2 separate regions of the Mus musculus genome follow, and region 1 is linked to region 2. A link is a loop called in an ENCODE intact Hi-C map of the cell type or tissue named here. Cell type or tissue: heart. All regions are shown on one strand. Each heading gives the region's core, and the rest is flanking DNA. Links, peaks and the distances in the headings are about the cores only.

Evidence for each region. Peaks named below come from ENCODE experiments on the same cell type or tissue, not always from the same donor. Only the 100,000 strongest peaks of a DNase experiment are listed, where the experiment ranks them.
Region 1: a loop joins it to region 2, with 6 times the contacts of the local background. A loop is called at or near these places in 16 of 42 quality-filtered maps.

Annotation. Positions count from the first base shown.
Region 1 is chr2:129,295,946-129,301,807 of GRCm38, forward strand. Ckap2l (cytoskeleton associated protein 2-like) reads right to left here and starts at 1,267. Exons shown (of 9, transcript NM_181589.3): 1 at 1,160-1,267; 2 at 369-435. The coding sequence starts at 1,196. It overlaps Gm14023 (predicted gene 14023), which reads left to right and starts at 1,425. Exons shown (of 5, transcript NR_040371.1): 1 at 1,425-1,457; 2 at 2,819-2,892. Il1a (interleukin 1 alpha) reads right to left here. Exons shown (of 7, transcript NM_010554.4): 7 at 3,665-4,954. The coding sequence ends at 4,766. In heart, for the core only: a CTCF peak has its summit at 2,505; DNase peaks (open chromatin) are centred at 1,376 and 1,916; H3K4me3 peaks cover 1,096 bases; H3K27ac peaks cover 1,071 bases.
Region 2 is chr2:129,406,166-129,412,027 of GRCm38, forward strand. No RefSeq gene overlaps it. Among named protein-coding and RNA genes, the nearest start is that of Il1b, 38 kb to the left of the region's middle. In heart, for the core only: a CTCF peak has its summit at 2,513 (motif pointing left); a DNase peak (open chromatin) is centred at 2,426.

The DNA of each region.
Region 1 (5,862 bases), core at 1,109-3,608, 110 kb before region 2:
GCCCTCCAGTTTCTTGATCAAAATCTGCGCTGCTGGGAACCAACTTTCCCAGGAGAAAGAAGGAACCAGAAGAGCTTCCAGAGATGTGGGTAACAGTGTAGTGTAGAGCCTTCCTTCCTTTGGAGACTGTTAGGAAAAAAAATGCTTAAATTTCTGCCAATAGACAGCACTGCCTAGGGGTTGCTGGTTTTTTGTTTTGTTTTGTTTTTTAAGTCATGCCTGAAATCAAGGACTGAAATGCTCCTTTTGTTATTACAGGATTCACCATGATGCAAGTCAAACAGACTGGAAACAGAAGGGCTGGTCCGTTCATTGCTGTTAGCAACCGGGGCAACAAAGCCAGTGTAACTATGGGAAGGTAAACTCACTTGGCGTTGGGGTCCTTTAGCTTTCCCTTGGCTGCCAGGTACTCCTGGAGCTTCTGCCACCGTTCTTCTGTAAAACATGGACACGAGCAAACACCAAAAACATTACAGAAAACCCTTTATATCTTTAAATATGATACTTCCCTGTAGCTATTTTGGCTTTGATAAAGTCACCAGTCCTGTTATGCTTGCTTTCAATACCAACGGTATCAGCCTGGTGCCAAGCTCTTTACTAAGCTGTTTACACTAACCATCAATCCTATGAGGTATTTGGCTGTTTGAAACTCAGATGAAGTGACAGGCTTAAATTTACCCACTAATGTGCAGCAAAGCCAGGATTTGGAATCAAGACTTTTTTTTTTAACCCTTGAGTTACAAATTGTGTGCCTAGGACGGTGCGCAGAACCGCAGGCCCATAAGTGAGGACAGAGTGTGCATCTCAAAGGTGACACGGGGGAGGGGCATACTGGAGAGGTAGAAAGGGCTCCAGGTCCCTCGGAGGCCAGGGTTCACAGCATCCTTAAGCCTCAGCCCACAGTTTATCAATCAACCTCCAGACAGCGCACATTTTATCAGTGAACCTGCAGAGACTCGGACTGGGGCCGAACCTGCCACCTGACTGCTGTCAAAGTTCTGGCCATAACTAGCAATGCAGGGGTGTCCCCCTGCGGCAACGGAGCGCGCCGCTCCTCGCCGTGGCCCGGGTCCAGCGTCCTTAACCTAACTGAGCTCGGGGGAGACTGAAGCAGGCGGGGGAGGCCTGGCAGCTTCTGGAGGCTGCCGACCACACTTACCCGCGGCTGCGCTGGCAGTGGGGCCGGGCCCCACCATGGCTCTACGGCGACAGTTTCTTCCTTCAAAGGGCGCGCCTTGTTCTAGTACGAGAACCGGGCGCCCGTCTGGACGCTCCTATTGGCTTCCGCGACTTTGAAATTCGCCAATAAAAAGACGGAGAGGGCGGGATAACAGGAAATGGACATTCGGCGATTCCCACTGGGGACCTCCCCTGAGGCTCTGCGATTGGAGAGTTTCTGAGAAGGCCCGCCCTATGGCTAGGTCACTTCCGCAGCGGTGCCTCTGAGGTGGGAGCTGGTGGGTGATGCTGGCTGGCGGAGGAGTGGCTCTAATTGTAGCCAAATTTGGGTTAAGGACGGTTGTGACAGTTGAAGAAACGGGGAGAAACAAGCCGGAGCCTAAGTCTCTGTGCTATCAGTTAGGCTGGCTTTGGCTGCAAATAATAGCATGCCAAACGAAAATGGTCCGTATCAGTTATTGTTCTCATTCTTGTAGCCGAATACCGGACAGAAACAACATAACTCCGTGTAGTCCCTGAGCAGCTCGCGGGAGCTGTCAAAATGGCGCAATCTGTCAAAAGTGTCTCAAGGGAAGGGCATCCTAAGACACAGGAGCTCAGGAGCCACACAGCTCTGAGGTGGGACAGTGTCCCCTTGGAAAGGCACCCTGAGACTCGGAAACCCAGAAACCACAGAGCTCTGAGGGTCAGAAGGTATTCCTGTGGAAGGACACCCTGAGACATCAGAGCCGGGGAACCACACAGCTTTGAGAGGAAGCCTCGTCAGCTGAGGCAGTGCAGTTCCCAGGGGAGGGTATCTCCAGCTCAGCCCAGGAGCTCAGGAGCCTCTGCCCCGCTCCACTTCTTTGTTTCTTCCCTTCCTCTGTCAATTGCTTCTTGGCTTCTTCCAACGCGAAAGTCATATGAGGCAGCAAATCTCGTAAAAGATATTTATTGGAGAAGGATGTTATGGTGGGAAGAGAAAAGGGCAAGGGGTTAGAAGAGTTTTTAAAAGAATAACAAAGATTTCCTAATAGAAAATGTAAAGAACAGAATTATATAAATTTAAGAATGGAAATAAAACATGGAAACATAATAGTTTATTTAAACAGAAAAACATCTACAAGGTAAAGTTAAAATGCTAACAAAGGCCTGCTAGAAAGAAAAAAAAAATCATGAAGGAAAGAGAAGGAAAAGGTTATCACTGGCATACCTAAACATTATCAGGTGAGTGAAGGAGAATAAAAAAAAAATCACAAAAGTTTTTGCTTTTGTTTTTGTTTTTTAATATGATAAAAAGCGCTGAGATGGCTGGGGTAAGGAGCATGCAGTGCTCTGGCAGGCCACCAGAGTTGGTTCCCAGCACCCATATTACATAACACATCTGCCTGTAACTCTAGCTCCATAGGGTCTGACATCCCGACATCCACTTGTGTGACAAGACTTTCCCTGAGGAGATGTAACACATGGCTACTTACTGCAGACAGACAAAAGCTTGGATACCACCAAAGCTCAACACGTCTTATCGGGGCTATGTACAAGAATTTGGGTGAAGGGTTACTGCACATTTCAGGTGTTCAATTATTGTTTCTGTGAATTTCCAACCCCACTTTCTAAAATAGAGTCTATTACTCCTGATTCTGACTTTCTTTTTCATTAGGTCACAGGAAAGCAGCTTCTAACCTGCTGTATTGTCTCTAAAACCACTACTTGGTTTTGGTGGTACATTATATGGTGAGTTTGTATGGACATCTACATCGGCATACACATGTACTGAATATGGATTGTATCCTTTAACTGAGCCTGGAAATATTATAATTTTCAGTGCTATCTATCTGTGAATACTGGCAGCTAGCAAAAAAAAAAAAAAAGAAAGAAAAGCTATGGAACCTGAATTTTTTTTAAATGCATTTTTTGGGGAAAACAACAAAATGTAGCAAAATATAGTAAGATAAAACAGAAATCATCATATATAAGTTGGACAAGCTATGCCAACAGAAAAATGAAAGAGCTCCAAGAGTAGGCAGAAGAATCAGAGACTTACTCATTTCCATTCAGGAGTCCCATCAGAGCATAAACTGAAAGCTAGAGTGTGTGTACAGAAACCTGGGCAGACCTGTGTAGGCCCTGCGGCTGCTGCTTCAGGCTTCAGGCTCTGTGAACGCATATGGGTTTTGCTCAGTTATTTTAGAAGGCCTTGTTCTCACATCCCTTCTGTCTCCCCGACTCCTGTCTCCATTTCCACAGGGTTCCCTGACCTCTGAGGGGAGGGATTTGATGGTGACATCTCCTTTAGAGCTGTGTGGAATCCTGGTTTTGTAAGGTGATGCTAACTTTAGTGAATTACGTGAGTGCTGACCAGTTGTCCCTAACTTTTAGGCAGTGAAGTAATAAAGACAACAAATAACAAAAACCCCTTCACTGCATCACAACAAAACATAACAACAACAAAACCCAAACCATCCCATTGCAAAACCCAAACAGAAAAGATAACAAATAAATACATCAGCTCAAACCTGTTTTATTTAATTATGATTAATAATAATGAGTTGATTGTTATTGTTGATAGTTACATGACACTGTGGTTTGAAAAAAAAATTGGAATCCAGGGGAAACACTGATTACATTCTAGAAAAGAAACTTCAGGTATCAGTGATGTGGTTGTCACAGTTAAGCTCTTTCCATCTTTAGATGGTTGGTGTTAGTTACAGGTGAGACTGAATGATGTAAGAATACCCAGACAGCTTTAAGGACGGGAGGGAGAAAGACTGACTCAATTATCATTTTAGATGCACAAAGTAAACAGCACAGATTAAGATCATGATGAAAGGGCTCCCAAGTGCAGGAATGTACGGAGAGCTTCGTGGCTGTGGAAAAAGTGTAAAAGTCTGTAGCATGGAGCTCTAGAGGAGACTACATCTAACTGACCACCTAGAAAACCCTGCTGCGAGGGTGCCGTCAAGCTCAGAGGATTTAAGGATGTTCCATAAATAATATAATTATCATAAATATATTTATAAATACATAGATAAAATAACTTAAAAATAACATTCAACAGTCTGTCTCCTTCTTGAGGTCTGTTACAGGAGGATTTCATCCAAATGATCTCACTGGAGTAAAACCCACTGAGGTAGGAAAGATGTAGCTATTGTCCCCTTCCTTTTGAAAATGACAGCATTAAGTTCTTATACCTTTATCCTACTCAACTGGCATTTTGAAGCCGAAGGTGCACAGTGAGATTGGTCTGTGAATTTATATTCCAAATGCATTGAGTGTGCTTTTCAGTTGTTTTATCCCTTTGTTAACCCATCTGTAATATGTGTAGAGTCTTTTTGATCCTCCTAAGAATGCCATGCAGAATAGTAATTAAAATGATTAGTACTGAGCAAACTATAGGGTACTCTTTAAAATAACAGATAGTATCATATGTCGGGGTGGCTCCACTAGGGTTTGCTCTTCTCTTACAAAGAGGGTAAACATTCATTTAGAATTACAGAGACTCAGCACATGCTGTGCAAGTGACTCAGGGTGAGGAAGGTTCCTGTACATGGTACATACAGACTGTCAGCACTTCCCAAGTGAATAGACTCCCGAAATAAGGCTGCTTTTATGATATCTGGAAGTCTGTCATAGAGGGCAGTCCCCGTGCCAGGTGCACCCGACTTTGTTCTTTGGTGGCAATAAACAGCTCTGGATAAGCAGCTGATGTGAAGTAGTTCTTAGAGTTGATACTTTTCCAGAAGAAAATGAGGTCGGTCTCACTACCTGTGATGAGTTTTGGTGTTTCTGGCAACTCCTGTGATAGCAGAATAGAATTCTGTTAGTGCATAAGAAGGCATTGGGAAAAAAAAAACCCTGAAGGGCAACCCTCCAGTATCTGGACTTCATGAGAAACAGCGCTCTCGAGCCTGCCTCTGCGATCTGGGTTCTTTCATTTGGTCACTCATCAAGCATTTACTGCATGCCTATTTGATGTATGGTCCAGATGATCCATAAGAGTTGATTACCTTAGTTAATTGGAGAGAAATCTCAGTGAGTCATGAAGACTGTCAATGATACCTGAATGTCCTAAATCCAGACAAGTGGGGGTGAAACGCTGCCTGTGTACATCCTGTCTTTAATGCTGGCACAGGGAACTCTCATCAAGTCTGAACACTGAAGATTGTAAGACTTCTAAACATTCTGACCCCTGAGTATTCAAATTAAACCTTTACAAAAACAGTGGAGCGTGGGATGACGTCTACCTCTGCATTTCGGTTGCAATCTGAAAGTAAACCATGTACATACACACAACAGCAAGTACCAGGAACTCCACACGGCTTCCCTGATCTGAGCAGCTGACTGCTCTGGGGATAACCCTTTTAGACTGTGTTCTTCCTCTGAGTATGAATACAACCCGATAATAACCTTCATGGCAAAATATATTGCGGATTCCATGTTGTTGAGACCCTCCCCCTTTTGTATTCTTTTAAATCTAAGAAAGCAACCTGATTAGCTTCCTTTGGGCTTTGAACTTTCATTAAGACCTGTACTATCCAAACCTCTTCATCTCCCCCTTTTACCCCCTTCCTTTGGTTATTCTACCTCCAAATGACTACACAGTCCTCTTCCTGTCTACATGGTCACCGTATTCTTCTACTGTGCTTCTTCTCTAACTTCCCAGCTGAGCTCTCTGCTCTCTCTAGTGCTTTTGTTCTGGACTAT
Region 2 (5,862 bases), core at 1,424-3,923:
AGGCTTTATATTTCAGTGAGTCCCATTTCAAGTTCTCAGTAGCCACATGTGGCCATGGCTGCCACTCTGAACAGTACAGGTCTACAAATAAAGAAATGGAAAGGCATTTCTGGAGGGATGGTTGCTGGGTGGCAGGGTATAGCCAACATTTAAGGGGTTGACTGGGAGCCAAATGCCGAATCAACAGGAAGTTAGAGGACATGGTTGCTATGCCTACATTGTCACTTCGATTGAAGTTAGACATTTTGAAAATTAAGGCAGTCACCCAGTACGCCCAAAGTGTGGTATAATGAAAGAGAGCTCGTGCTAGCTAGGTGTAGAATTGCCAGACGCAAAAGTTTGAGTTTCATCTCCCATCAGCCAAATAGCGTCAGAGACAATGGGGATTGCGGTGTTTGTCTCACAGAGATGTGCATGTATTAAACCGCAACTCAGAGCTCTTCCTGTTCAGGCTTGGCAGGTTCTGCCCCGAGATGACCCATCCCATGTACTTTGTGCAGCCTACGAAGCAGGAGACACCTGAATCACGGAGGCAGCTCTTTACTACTTTTAACTCCAGGTCTAGGGGAATCTTACGCCCTCCTCTGGTTTCTGAGGGTACTGCACCCACATGTATATTTTCCCACCCACTCCCCAACCCCCTCACACTGGCACCATACACGTAAATGAAATAAAATAAGTCTTAATAAAGCAAAGTATAACTTCCCAAATAAAATAATGTATTTAATCTCAGGTGAAGTTCTCCTCTTGTACTGTGGCAGAAACCAGCTTTGTATTAGGGATCATGTGGAAAGGCATTGTTTGTGGTGGCTCTGGAAAATGCTGATATATGTCTGGCTGCATGACCTCAGATCATGGGCCTTGAGTTCTGTGGTTCCCACTAAAAGACAGCATGGGTCCTCACCATACTAACATGCTTCCAGGCCTGTAGACCCCTCTGTGTGAGATGTAGAATAAAGGAAAGTTTTAGATTTTCCTCTGATCTCTGGACCACAGAAAGCTCGTGTTGCCTGTATTTGCACAGAATTCAGTACTTTCTTGCTATGAGTGCCATCATTTCTATCTCTCTACAGCTTGTAGCTTTCCTGGCTCCCAGTGGAGCCACAGATGTCTAAATACCTCTGGGATTTTGTCTTGCTCCTGTCCCAGAACCCAGCCGGAAATAGGAGGGGCAGCAAGTACCAGGGCTCCTCTAGGATTCCTTCTTCTTCAAGTGTCTTCCCTCCTGCCTGACCATCCTGTTCCCAGTCCTGGGAAGGCTTATTTGGCTCTAACATAAAGGCACAGCTCTGAAAAGTGTAGGTTAAAGGCAGGAAATGTCACAACAAATAAACGGTTCTCTGAGAAAAATTACCCCGGAAGTAAAAATGACCCCACATTGAAGGACAGCCAGAGCTACTTGTTATAACGGGAGAAACAGATTCATTTTAGGACTGTTGCAATGGGGAAAGAGAACGCAGTGCAGAGCTGGGCTGGGTTCTGGATACAGCAGGGGCAGGAGAAAATCTACAGCAGGGAGCACGGTGGGTGGCAGAGGGTGGCACAGGATAGACAGGAAATATCAGGAGGCAGGAAGGTTCTTGGTATACTCACCTAACAGGATTTTTGCAGATGACTGGGCAGGACACTGCACGTCACCTGGGCGATGATGACTCAGAGTGAGGAACGTGGTTAGACGTCAGGGCGAGAAAGTAGCCTGACTGCGCGGAATTCCTGCTAAAGTTTGATTTTAATCGAGAAACAGAAGGCCTGGGTCAGGGATCAGGATGTCGACTAAAAATGGAACAGGGATCAGGACGCGGGCCACAAACTTAGTGAGGAGGAGAGAGAACCTTTGTGCCTTTCACTAGGACAGTGTCACTTCACTCCTTTTGGGTCCTCAAGTCAACTTTTATCTGGAGCAGTTTTAGGGAGCCGGAGATGGAGAGGGAAAAACAGAAAATGCCCAAAGAAAATAAGTGGGTACGAGTCCGCTCAGTGGGGAGCAGGCGAGGGCATGCATGTGGGAAGACTTGGTTAGATTCTCCAATTCCTTGCGCTGTCAGTACTGCTCAACTTTGCCCCAGACCTGGTCTATGGACTTCTGACCATCAGAGAGGAACACATTGGAGGCAAAAGAGGTCAATATCTTATATCAAAACAGGGGTTATGAGCTGCGTTTAGTGTTTCTTTGGTTGGATTGGTTTAAGAATGGTGAGCAAAACCAGGCTTCCTGAAGCTAATAAACCTTCGCTTGGCTGAAAAGTCCCTGCGTTCAGAATCCTGGGCTGGAAATCTAACGTTTTCAATGAAGGTTTTCCTCTGAAGCACGTTTTTGGTTATCATTAGATAGTCACGTTCTACGGATGTTAGCAAACAGATGCCATGTTTACTGGGCGGTCATTTGGAAAGTTCCCTTCCCAGGGATGCAGGCAGCAAGAGCTAGGAGGCCCCTGCTTCCACCGCAGATAAGCAGAGCCGCGACTCAACCCGTCTGCCACCTAGTGGCAGGACGCCCGCAGTTCGAGCGAGTTTACCAAGCTGAGTTCATCAGCCCAGGAACTTCGTAATGCAAAACTGAACTAAATAAAGATAGGGGGAAATAGATATTATAAGAAAAATGCGCTATTTGTGCTCCAGCTCCATGTCAACGCATTGCATCCACAAATAGCGTCCGTATGTGCTAGTCGGTATACTAAAAGTGAAACGTATATTTTTAAATGTGCCCTATCTGTGGCTATAAAAAGATGGCTGATATAAAACTTGGGATGATTCATATTTTACGGAGTAAGATGTAGGATTCTATAATGCTTAAAAAGTATGGTGGGACCAGAGAACTGAGCTGGGTGGGTAGCAAACTGGGTTGGTCTGAAGGAGCCTGCTGTGCAGAAGCCACAGAGGAGGCCGAGGAGGGGGCGAGAGCTCTCCCAGTCCTTGAGGAGCTGGCACTAGAAGGATCACAATTCTCTATTTACAAACAACTCTCTGTTTACGAACTATAGGATTAATTTTTTGTCGAAGTTTATATCCTTGTTTGGACACATTTTCTGTGCTAGAAAGGCTAACAGATAACAAAGAGCATCTTTCTTTTCAGTTCCCATGGGATGTGGATCCACCGTCCCCGCCCCGCCCCGCCCCCACTTCTAGAATTAAAAACCACGGACTTGAATGTCATCTTTCCCTGGCACGCTCATTAATCATTGAAGTTCCAGTTGCTTCCTGGCCTTCTTTTATCTAAGCAACTTTTTTTTTCTAAAATGCAAAGACCTTAGAATCTGCAGGGAAAGAACCAGCCCTGTTTTTATATCCCCGTCTTACCCCAAAGCTCTCTTGGACCCCAAAAGGACCATAACTTGATACCCCAGCTAAACCCTTTCTTTGACATGTATAAATACTGATGTATATACTTATGAGGGGTCCTATGGATGTCACACTTAGCTATAATATTTTCTTTTAAAATCAATGTTAAGCTAGACAAGCTGACTCATGCCGGTGAGTCTAGTCTGATGCTGATCCAGTCTCAAGGGTGCGAGTTTGAGTCCAACTTGTCTACACCATGAGTTCCAAGGAAACTGGACTTGAGGTGAAACCCTGTTTCAAAGAACCCAACCCAAACCAAATCAACAAAAAATACCCCCACTGTCTTATTGAGGTATAACTTACATGTAACAAAATATCCAATGGAGGGTACGTACAACCTCCTCATTTTCAATAAATGTCCAACTCCTTAAACCAACACTCCAATCAAGTCACCCTCTACCCTAACCCCATTGCAGACATGATTCACTTTTTTGTCACCACAGTTTAACTGGGCCTTTCTATAACGTCTTTAGATGGAATTGTGTGTTGTGTTGTCTTTGGTGTCGGGCTTCCCTTGTTCATTATAATTATCTAGGTTTGTTAATGTTTTCATTTCTTTCTAGTGTTTAACTGTTGTACGAATATATACAACATTGGATATACATTCGACCACTGGTGGCAATTTCACGTCAATCTAGATGCTGCAAATAGTCATATATAAGTTTTAATGTCTACTTACATCTTCATTTTTCTTGGCTAGGAATAGACTTGCTGTGTCAGCTGTTCACTGCACGCTTGTTCTCTTGAGTGGCCTGGCCATTTTGAACTTCTCACCAGCACTGACTGAGAGTTTCAGTGGCCCCACATCTTTTCAAGTGCCTTTGCTTTAGTTAATTTTGATGGATCCTTAGAGGCATCCTACCGGCTGTAGCCACTGCCCTACAGTGACTATTGAGCATCTTTTCCTGTGCCAGAGTCAATGAGCCAGTCTGGTGTGCTGGTGGCCGCTATTAGTTCATCGGGTAGATTTTTTGTTTTGTTTTGTCTTGTCTTACTGTGTCACTTTAATTTGTGACACACGATAACCACATAACTGTTGTGACACTGGCTTAGGACATCTAGGGGTGTGGAGAACTGGGTTTTCTTTGATTTTGCAACAACTGTGCGTTTTGCTTATACCATGACTGGCTCCTTCGTTAACACAAATGCATGGAAGTGCCACATATAGGAAAATGTGTTTCCCTTTCTCTACCAAACCGATTTCTCTTAAGTATGTTCACTTGTCCCATAACTTTAAATATAAATTAAATTGTTTTCTTGCATCTATGTGTGTGTGTGTGTGTGTGTGTGTGTGTGTGTGTGTGTGTGTGTGTGTGTAGGTCATAGAACAACCTACAGTTACTGCTTTTCTCCATCTACTCTGTGGGTCCTGAGGATTAAACCCAGGTCTTGGCAGCAAGCACCTTTACCCGCTGAGCCATCCCACTGGCCCCATTCCTTTGTTTTAGAAGTGATTTAAGACTATTGAAAAGATTTGGAAACTGGAGCATAGAAGAGAAAAGATTCCACTGCCTTCAGTTCAGCATCCTCTCCTTTCACAGGGTGATATTTCTCGACCTTTAAGGAGTTCCTTTTCTGCTCTGATTTGCATTCTTGTGAGTGTTGGTTTTTATTTGAATTCAGCTTGCATAGCTCCTGAGCCATGATTAGAACAACACCTCACAAAGCCCCAGCAACATATGAAGCCAAGCAGTGCTGCTCTTGTGGTTCAACAGAGAGTCCTCGAAGAGACTCTGCACACCTTCTCCCAGGAGGGCAGCCAGGGACACTTCAGTATGCACACATGGACAGGATGACCTGGTCTTGGAGTTGGCCTTCTTGTAAGCTTTAATTTGGTTTCAATTTTTCAGTTCAGTAGTTTGATTAAAAAAATATCAGAGCCCAGTGAACCTACGGTACTTAATCATGTCTAAGTAAAGCTTGGCCAGGGCAGTGTGAATGCTGAAATTACCTTTGTTCTTAAATGGTCATTGCCAGTGTAGCAGTCTCTGTGACACCTTCTCCCGCCCCAGAGGTCGGTCTCAAGCCTGCCCATGTCTTGTTTTGTTTTCCTTACTATTTTGTTTGAATGGCAATGGCTTATTCCTGTCCACATGGAAGGAACGGGCTGTACCACTGTTTTTATTCTGCCCCTTTAAGAGCACTCGGTGGGGGGTGGGGGTCAATAAGAACTAAGGAGAATGACACATATGTATGAAATGCCACAACAAAACCCATCACTTGGCCTGCTAACATAGGTGGGGCACGCCAAGAAGCCACCTACATCTCTCTAAGCCCTGCCCACGCCTCAGGGTACAGGTGTTCTTCACTTACCTTGGCTCATGGCTCAGCCTCCTGAAAACTTTCCTGGCTCAGCTCCTCTCCGGCTGGATTTATGTCTCTGACACTGCCATATATGATAAGAGGAAATCCTGCAGCATTCCTGAGCAGCCCAACAGCTCCTGATCTCAAGGGAATGCAAGGTGTCTGTGTCCACTGCCAGGCACAGGCTCCTCAGCTCCTCTCTCATCCAACCCATTCAGC